Linked DNA regions of Homo sapiens: region 2 is linked to region 1. Evidence: read pairs that join two places in POLR2A ChIA-PET (ENCODE). Cell type or tissue: GM12878. All regions are shown on one strand. Region 1 holds the start of LOC124904791 (translation initiation factor IF-2-like). Region 2 overlaps ARHGAP35 (Rho GTPase activating protein 35).

Region 1 (5,000 bases):
TTAGAAATAATTCTGTGTGGACACATTTGAAATAAAAACATTCACTGTCATCTACAGAGTTGGACCATTCACTCATCAAATATTAGGGCATTTGTATATGAGACAGTGAAGAGGGCTGATAGTAGATTTGTATGGTCCCTTGAACTTTTTAAAATTTTCTGACAGAATCTGGTAATTTTAATAATCTATGTATGGCATGGGTTTTCACCATTATTGACTTAAAGATTTTTGGTTCATTTCCGTTGGTAAATTTTTAGCCTTGTGTGTCATGATTAATTTTCTGAATTTATCTTAGAGTTTGTGTTACCCATGTTGGTGTCAATAGTTGTTTTGTTTTTTATTAATATGGAAGTGACAGATAATTAAGAATAAAAACAACTGTGTATGCAGTACTGCTTAAATGTGTGTCCCAGAGTTTTAATATCATTGGCAGCATGAAAAGTTCCTGCATGCCAAAAGCCTAAGTTTACATAATAGGGAGAGAGGACACACAGAATAGAGAGCTGATTTTTCCACCTTAACTGGTAACCGATGTTCTTAAAGACTGTCAGATTTCTCTGAGGCTAGCAGAGGCCCTAACTCCAGCATTGCCATTTGCTTTCATGATGGGATTGGGTGCTACAGAAATGTGAGGTGGTAGCCTTGGCCTTCTGGCACAGTTAATATGCCATTTGGAGTGGGGGGACTGGAGCAGGAGATGGCGGTAGACAACTGCTTTCAAGGTAGTAACATGTTTTCAAGGGCTCTTGCCCTGCCTAGAAAATCTTTGTAAAGACTTAAAAACTAATCTGATCAAAGTTCCTCATTTAAGTTATCATCTTGTTTTCAACTAACCTCTTTTTGGCCATGCTCCCCACCCGCCCTTTTACCTGCCCGCCATTTTCCTTGGCATGATGAAGGTCGATGCATTTAGAACAGTGACAAATCAGAAAATACTCATTCTTATTGATCCAGAAGAGAAGAAGTTGAAAGAAGTTGTCGGTGTGCAGATTCATGGGCAGATCCATGGACCTGATGGTGACTTTTGGCAAAGGACACAGCCTGGGAAGGGTGGGGGTTGCACAGGTGACAGTAAACCATAGCCTAATAGATGTTTGGTGAGTCTGCATGTGAGGAGGTGAGGCGTCAGGTCAATATAGTTGGAGATTGAAAAGGTCGGAGTGGTTGTTCGTCTCCATCTAGTCTGGTCTGCTTCCCAACTTTGGTCCACTGTGGTCTCCTGAGAGGTGTTAGGCCGCTTGCAGCGTCTTCCTGTGATCTGCTGTGACTTTTGTCGGTCACCACCTGGCAGTCTAAACAATGTCTTGATTTACACAGTAATCGTGACTTTTTTTGAGATGGAGTTTCCCTCCTGTTGCCCAGGCTGGAGTGCAATGGCGCAATCTCAGCTCACCACAACCTCTGCCTCCTGGGTTCAAGCGATTCTTCTGTGTCAGCCTCCCGAGTAGCTGGGATTACAGGCATGCACCACCACGCCAGGTTAATTTTTGTATTTTTAGTAGAGATGGGGTTTCACCATGTTGGCCAGGCTGGTCTTGAACTCCTGACCTCAAGTGATCCACCTGCCTCGGCCTCCCAAAATGCAGAGATTACAGGCACGAGCTACTGCGCCTGGCCTGTTTTTCCCTTTTTTAAAAAATCTTTTGTTATTCATCACAGCACTATCCATGATGTCCAGTTGGTAAGATTTCTTTTTCACGATCTGTAAAATAGGTAAAATTGAGATTCTTTGCATGAAGAGAGAAGGTGACTAGCACAAATACCTCCTTTGACGCCTTGCGTTCATTGGAACTCAGTGGGAAAATCAGCGCGTAGTCTAGCCTCCTCATTTACAGATGGAGGAATGGAAGGCTGGCATAGGGCATTGTGACAGGCTTCCTGCCACAGCAGAAAAGTACTGGATTTATATAAGGGCAGTGACCTGGCTTCTGATCTAGGCCTTGTCCTAATTAGCTGGGACCTTGAACAAATTGCTTGACCTCTCTGGGCTTCACCTTCCTAGTCTGAAGCCTGGAGTGCTGTCCAGGTCTGATTGTAGATTCTTGTTGTCCTGGGTCACTTACCAAGTTAGAGTTGGAGCTTAGGACTAAGCTCCTGTTGCTACTCTTTGATTCCTCTCTCACCTGCCAATCCCCAACTGCCTGTCATCAAGTCCCGTAACCCAGAGTCTGTGTAGGGGGCTCTTTCCCTGGGAGATGCAGTAAAATGAACTGGATTACCTTTGTTGTATACTTTTTCAGATATAAAATAAACACTGCCTGTTTTTCAACCATTCACATGGAGATTACTTTATAATTTAGGGGGATGGGGTTATCCAGATTATATTAGCTACATAACTAAAACCATATACCTCTTTTAAAAACGATATGGAATTTTTCAAGCTGAGTCATTGTTGACCTAGGCTCTCAAACAGCAATGGTCTGAACAGCACTTGTATTGCTGGCATTAAGAAATGCAAACAAATAATTCGTGTTCATCTTCCCAAAACTTTTGATCCAGTGCTTTATCAGGCTTCATCTATAAAGAATTCTTGAAGATAACTTTTGGCATCTGTCAATCTAATTTTCATTTATTTGCTTCTCTGATACTGAGAAATGCCATTAAGTTGATATATTAGCAGAGAACCAGATACTTTCAGCCATGAAGTATCATTACAGGAAAGTAATATTTATTTTAGTTGAAAATAGCCAGACTTGCCTATCTCTCTCATCTTCCTTTATTGAAACGAACATTTTCTTTTTATGTACTTTGCAGCAGTTGTGACTGTTGTATTATAGATCTGCAGGTATTTCCTGCCTCTTTTGCTCTCCTGATATCTCTGCATTCTTACTTGGATGATGCCCTCGTCCTGGCCACTGTAGTAAACTGGTAATTGCATTTGGACAATTGAGAGGCGGCTTCCTATGATGTAAAGAACATTGAAGAAACCTGGGTCCTAGCCCTAGCCCTGTCATTTACTAGCTTTGTGACTAGCCAAATCATTTTCATTTCTCTGGACTACAGTTCCTTCATTTGAAAAATGAAGGGATTATACTAGTTGGTTCCCATTCTGCCTTATTTTGTGGCTAATAATACTTGATTGTCATCTCTCTCTCTAGATAGACAGTAAACTCCTGAGGATGAGGAGCCTCTTATATTATCTTTGATTTCCTATCACACCTAGCAAAAATACCTTGTACTTGGTAGGCCCCCATTGTGTCCATGTTGACAGAAGATAAACAGGTGCTAAAGTTTTTTGTTGTTGTTGTTGTTGTTTTTTTTTTGGAGATGTTTGTACCAACTGTAATGGCCATTTGCAGGCTTTAAATGCTTAGAGGGCATGCTCTCCTGGTCAGCCTTTTTTTAAATTTTTTCTTTTTTTGAGACAGAGTCTCGCTCTATCGCCCAGGCTGGAGTGCAGTGGCGAGATCTCAGCTCACTACAAAGTCCGCCTCCTGGATTCCAGCGATTCTTGTGCCTCAGCCTCCCAAGTAGCTGGGATTACAGGCGCACGCCCACCATGCCCATCTAGTTTTTATATTTTTAGTAGAGACGGGGTTTTGCCATGTTGGCCAGCCTGGTCTCGAACTCCTGACCTCAGGTGATCCACCTGCCTCAGCCTCCCAAAGTGCTGGGATTACAGGTGTGAGCTACCGCGCCTGGCTCTGGCCCAGTATACTTTAATCTGCATACTTGCTGCATTGTAAATTTCTTGATCATGATGACACAGTTAATAAGTAGTAAGTCAGTGTGAAGAATCCAGATCTGTCTGATTTCAAAATTTGTTTATTTTATTAGGCTACACTGCCTCTCTGGGTATAAGAATAAGCATAGTTCATCACCTTAAGGAATTTATGGTCAATTGTAAACAATTAACTATATAGGGTGAAGGGAAGTAAATGTTGAATAGACTATTCTGATTAATGTCTGGCTCCTTGGGATGTGATCCTGTATTAATAGTCTTGAAGACTTTCATATTCAGAGATTTGAGCACACAGTAGGTTCCATATCACAGTATTTTGAAAAGAATGTACACCACAAGTACCAGCTTGCCTTTTTAGCCAGCATATTTGGAAAAGTTGAGCATTTTATGTCTGACCTGAATTCAAACACAGGTGTAACAAAACTGTGTAAGTAAACTAGTCTAACAGGAAGAAGGTAGAGATGTTTGGTCATGTAATGACTCCTTAAATCTACATTTTTTTCAGCAAGTAGAAAAGTATTTGGGTAGCTACAAATGGAGAGATTTTTCTTTAGGCAACTAAAAATATATACATAGAATATATACAACTACAATTTGCCAATTTACAATTAAAAAATAAAAATTAAAAGAAACATACAGATAGAAATACATCTTTCCTCTTGAGTTATTTAGGTGGAGCTCACCGTGATTTTTTTTTTTTTTTTTTTTTTTTTTTTTGGTGACGTAGTCTTGCTCTGTCACTCAGGCTGGAGCACAGTGGTACCATCTCAGCTCACTACAACCTTCACCTTCCAGGTTCAAGCGATTCTCCTGCTTCAGCCTCCGAAGTAGCTGGGATTACAGGCACTTGCCACCACGCCTGGCTAGTTTTTTTGTATTTTTAGCAGAGTCGGGTTTCACCATGTTGGCCAGGCTGGTCTTGAACTCCTGACCTCATGTGATCCACCTGCCTTGGCCTCCCAGAGTGCTGGGATTACAGGCCTGAGACTCCACATCTGGACATGATACTTTATTTAGTAACTTTTTGCATTTTAAAAAAATGTTAGTCTAAAAGTATGCTGGTTAGTTACAGCTAATAGCCTCCTGAGGTGTATATATATAGTTGGCCAGGCGTGGTGGCTCACGCCTGTAATCCCAGCACTTTGGAAGGCCAAGGTGGGCAGATCACCTAAACGCCTAACCCCCAGAGGTAAAGGCTGCAGTGAGCCATGATCGCATCACTGCAGTCCTGCCTGGGTGATGGAGTGAGACCTTGTCTCAAGAAAAAAAATTGTGTGTGTGTGTGTGTGTGTGTGTGTGTGTGTATTTGCATTGTGTG
Region 2 (5,000 bases), 100 kb after region 1:
TTCTCAACTTTCAACTGGTTTCAGCTGACCCTCTGAATGTGGGATAATATTTGCTTGATAGGGCAGTTTCAGTTCAGCAGAAGGGCTGGTGTGGCTCATTGGAGCTTATGGAAGGGGGTTCTACCAGGGTAATAAGGTCAATATGTGAATCCTTTGATAAAAAAGAAATGGGCACAAGCCAACATGGACCCAGAGAGAGAATAAAAGTCTTAAAAACTTGCAGAAATGAACAGTCCTGGTAGGTCTTTGGTAGCCTGTCCAAATACAGAGCATGGATCTAAAGTGATTTCTTTCCCTTCATATGTTTATTCAGTTATCATAGTACTACCTTTTGATAGCCTTCCCCTATATTTTGTGACAATTACTTTATCAAATATTCAGTTCTTAAAATTGAGTCTTTTTAGGCCAGGCGCGGTGGCTCACGCCTGTAATCCCAGCGCTTTGGGAGGCCGAGGCGGGCGGATCACCTGAGGTCAGGAGTTTGAGACCAGCCTGGCCAACATGGTGAAACCCCGTCTCTACTAAAAATACAAAAATTAGCCGGGCGTGGTGACAGGTGCCTGTAATCCCAGCTACTCAGGAGGCTGAAGCAGGAGAATCGCTGGAACCCAGGAGGCAGAGGTTGCAGTGAGCCGAGATTGCGCCATTGCACTCCAGCCTGGAGGACAAGAGCGAGACTTCATCTCAAAAAAAAAGAGTCTTTTCTAAGATTTCTTTTGTTTTACTGATTTTACTTTCTTGTTTTTATACCAAAATCATGTTTCCTAAATTTTTACTCTCAAAAGTGCTTTAATAGCTGGTAAAATTCAACTTTTTCTCTGGGTCTTTTTCTTGGGTTTTTTGTTTGTTTGTTTGTTTGTTTGTTTGTTTGTTTTGAGACAGGGTCTCACTTTGTCACCTAGGCTGGTGTGCCGTGGCACAGTCATGGCTCATTGCAGCCTCGATCTCCCAGGCTCAAGTAATCCTCCCACCTCAGCCTCCCAAGTAGCTGGAACTTCAGGTGCACACCACCATGCTCAGCTAATTCTTGTATTTTTTGTAGAGATGGGGTTTCGCCATGTTGCCCAGGCTGATCTCCAACTCCTGCGCTCAAGTGACTCTCCTGCCTCAGCCTCCCAAAGTGCTGGGATTACAGGCGTGAACTGCTGCACTCGGCCTGGATTAATCTTTTTCAACTCCATGTTTCATTCCCATAATTGCTGTCTTTGCCAGAATATTCTTTAGCCTCACAATGTTTAGTTTTTACAATCCTAAAAGAATAATTGAACACCTGTTATGTGTCAGTTCCATTAGATGCTGGAGGCTAAAATATGAATAAGATAGTTCATATTGCCCCCTAGAAGGACTCTTAGTCTTCTCTGGTCAAAACCAAGTCAATAAAGGAAGTATTAGTTGGAAACCCTCAGTCTCCCCAGCCTCAATACCTAGCTTCACTTGTACATCCAGCAGCCCCTGGGGTCTACTTTGCAACCTTCCAGTTTGCCATATGTGATATTTTCTATTGGATCTTTTAAAGATATTTTTGGTATTTTTTTCTTTCTTTGCAAAATATTTATACGATTTTTGGTATTATTTTATTTAGTGCATTTTAACCATTCCATTGAGATTTTTATTTTATTTATATACAAAATGCAATTGAGGCCAGGCGCAGTGGCTCATGCCTGTAATCCCAACACTTTGGGAAGCTGAAGCAGGAGGATTGCTTGAACCCAGGAATTCAAGACCAGCCCCAGCAACATATCGAGACTCTGTCTCTACAAAAAATTAGAAAATTAATCAGGTGTGCTGGTGCATACCTGTAGTCCTGGCTGATTGGGAGACTGAGGCAGGAGAATCACTTGAGCGTGGGAGGTTGAAGCCATGGTGAGCCATGGTTGCACCACTGTACTCCAGCCTGAGTAACAAAGCAAGACCCTGTCCCCCACCCCCAAAAAATGCAATTGAACATCTTTGTAATGTATGGTCCTTCATTTCAAAGTCATGACACCTCTCTGCTTTTTTTCCTCTTCTCTTTTTTCTTGTGTAGTCATTACAGTTGTTTGTCTTACTTTCTAGGGTTGATGGGATGGAGTGAGTGTAATAAGTTAGTCTATAATAATATTTCTGGCCTATCAAGTACAAGGCATTTTTGAAGCCAAGAAGATCCTGAGGAAGCCTGAGGCCAGCCCCCATTGGAGATGACTACACACATCAAAGAGAAAATTAATATCTCTCCACAGTCAGTTTGCCCAGTGCCCATGAGGCTGCAGGGGTTAGTGCTGCAGAAGTCAGGGAGCTTGCTTGCTTGGAGTCTGGGATGGAGGCTTGTCCTTAAAGATACACTGGATTCTCTAACAGGATGGGAGGAATAGTCTAGGTGTGGAAAGTCAACTGAATGAGAGTCAGGTGTAGAGGTGAGAGGCCGTGCTGACCACGTAGCCATATTGCCCTAAAATCCTTTGAACGTCAGCCTCCAGCAATTGGACTTGGCCTGGGCTTTTCAGATTTTTTTTTTTTTTCTCAGATCCCTAGAATTGTAAGGGAGTCCTTCTGCATGGGGACGGGAAAGGTCAGGCCACCAGGACTCTGGATCCTTCAGCCTTAAGGTTCAGTTTAAGATTTCATTTGGAAGAAGGATTTTCTCACTCCTGAGAAAGCTTGTCAGCCCTCACCGTTACCATTTGCGGGAAGGTAGGGTTTGAAGGTTTTCATCCCAGAGAATCTGCTGACCTGAGTCAACAGCATGTCCTCCATGGGGAGGGGGTCTCTCCCTTGTTACCTTCCCACACCAGTCAACCTCATCAGTCAGTCCCATTGTTTTTACCACCTAAGCGTGTTTTCAGCCTGGCCCCTGCCCCTGCGTTTAGTCTCTCACCCTCTTCTTGGTTTACTGTGGTAGCCTCTTTGTAATTGACCTTCCTGTTTCTGGTCTCATGTCCTTTCAGTCCCTTATGCACACTGCTGCAAATATCTTTCCAAAATAAATGGGATCACTTCATCTTCACCTGCTTAAAACTCATCAGTGGTTCTGTATCACTCTAGGATGAAGTTTCATCCTACTACTTACCAGCAGGATGTGGTCCCTGCCCACTGTCTAGCTCTGCCTCTTGCCATTTCCTTCATTCACTCTAAACTTCAGCCCACAGATTAAAACTACGCACAGTTCCTTAAGCTGCCATTATATTTCTCACCCGCACTGCCTTTCCTTGCTGTTCCACTTCGAGACTCCCTCCCAGAGTCCTTCTCTGATCTGCTCTGTGAGCCAGGGCTCCCTGCCGTGTCTGTCACGCCCGGAGTCCTTCTCTGACCTGCTCTGTGAGCCAGGGCTCCCTGCCATGTCTGTCACGCCCTGTGCTTTCCCAGTGAACACGTAGCACACTGTACTCTGATTGTCTTCCTTCCTCAATGGATCCTAAGTTCCTTGAGGGAAGGGACCGGGTCATCTTCATTGTCTCCTCCAAGCCAAGCATACAGGGCTCTAGTAAATGATGATGAATGACTGAATGGCACAGAAACACTCCAGAGACCTCTCCCCTCAAAAGCTTCATTCAGTGGTGGAAACGTGGAATTGTATACATAGAAAGGGAGGAGGAAGAAGATTCATATAACACTAAGGTCTTGAGCAAGGTGGCAGTATCTGGGCAGGAGCAAATGCCCAGTGTTTAGTGTAGGGGCACAGCATGTGTGTTGCTGATAGGGCATGCGTGTGAAACATTTAGGTGGGATATCTAAATAAATGGGCTTGGACAGAAGGAGCTGTGGGTCAGCAGAGCAGGAGGGAAGAAAGCAAGGGAATCCACCGGCAAGGCTAATGGGAAGCCTGCTGTCCCTCGGCTGGAGGCCAGCCACAAAGTGTCACACACATCCTTCCTGAGTTTGGGGAAATATCTGTAGGTCACTTCAGAATTTGGGTTCAAAATAATATGGAGGCCACATTATTCATAATAGCCCCAAAATGGTAAGAACCCAAATATCCCACTGATGAGTGAATGGATAACGAGATATAATATATTCATACAGTAGAATATTATTCGGCCGTAAAAAGGAACAAAGTAGTGACGTGCTACAGATGGATGAACCTTGAAAACATTACGCTAAGTGAGGTAAACTAGTCACACAAGATCACATGGCCCATGATCTCATTTACACAGAATTATCTAGAATAGGCTAATCTATAAAGATAGAAAGTAGATTAGTGGGCCGGGTGCAGTGGCTCACACCTGTAATCCCAGCACTTTGGGAGGCCAAGGCAGGCAGATCATCTCAGGTCGGGAGTTCAAGACCATCCTGGCCAACATGATGAAACCCTGTCTCTACTAAAAATACAAAAATTAGCCGGGCGTAGTGGTGTGTGCCTGTAATCCCAGCTATTCAGGAGACTGAGGCGGAAGAATCTCTTGAACCTGGAAGGCAGAGGTTGCAGTGAGCCAAGGTTGCACCACTGCACTCCAGCCTGGGCCAGAGAGCAGGACTGTCTCAAAAAAAAAATAGAAAGAAGTAGATGAGTGGTTGCCAGGGGCTGCGAGAAGGGAGAAATTTGGAGTGGCTGCTCATGGATACAGTTTTTTGGGTGTTGATGACAGTGCTCTAAAATTGTGGTGATACTTGTGCAACTCTGAATGTGCTCACAGCCATCGAATTGGACACTCTCACAGTGGGTGAATTGTATGTTGTGTGAATTATATCTCAATAAAACGGTTGTGAAATAATAATCATAATAAACGGAGGATAGGTGGATAGATGTTTTACTCCAGGTTTGCTACTTAAAATTTTTCACTGAGTCTGCAGTGGCCTGTGTTCTTTTTGAGGTGGGTCCTTGGAGAAGAGACCTGCTCTGACAAAGCTTCCTCACTGCCTGGTGGTTTCTCCTGTCTGGCACATACACTCTGTCGGACTGCTTGAGGCACTGCTCCACTCTCAGGAGCAACCAGGGATGGGAGACAGCACTAGTGTCTTCGGTGAACGTCTGCATCCAGCCCGCGTGAGCTGCGACACACAGACCCTTAGAGAGCACTTGCCTC

What was found. Peaks named below come from ENCODE experiments on the same cell type or tissue, not always from the same donor. Only the 100,000 strongest peaks of a DNase experiment are listed, where the experiment ranks them.
Region 2: POLR2A ChIA-PET joins it to region 1 with 6 read pairs; 21 of 35 experiments call an interaction of 5 or more read pairs at or near these places.

What each region holds. Positions count from the first base shown.
Region 1 is chr19:46,864,524-46,869,523 of GRCh38, forward strand. The region is part of intron 1 of ARHGAP35 (Rho GTPase activating protein 35); the gene reads left to right. It overlaps LOC124904791 (translation initiation factor IF-2-like), which reads right to left and starts at 1,007. Exons shown (of 4, transcript XM_047439803.1): 1 at 870-1,007. The coding sequence starts at 1,007. In GM12878, no CTCF peak of the experiment used is centred here; no DNase peak of the experiment used is centred here; H3K4me3 peaks cover 1,531 bases.
Region 2 is chr19:46,964,628-46,969,627 of GRCh38, forward strand. All of the region lies in intron 3 of ARHGAP35 (Rho GTPase activating protein 35), which reads left to right. Among named protein-coding and RNA genes, the nearest start is that of NPAS1, 53 kb to the right of the region's middle. In GM12878, no CTCF peak of the experiment used is centred here; no DNase peak of the experiment used is centred here.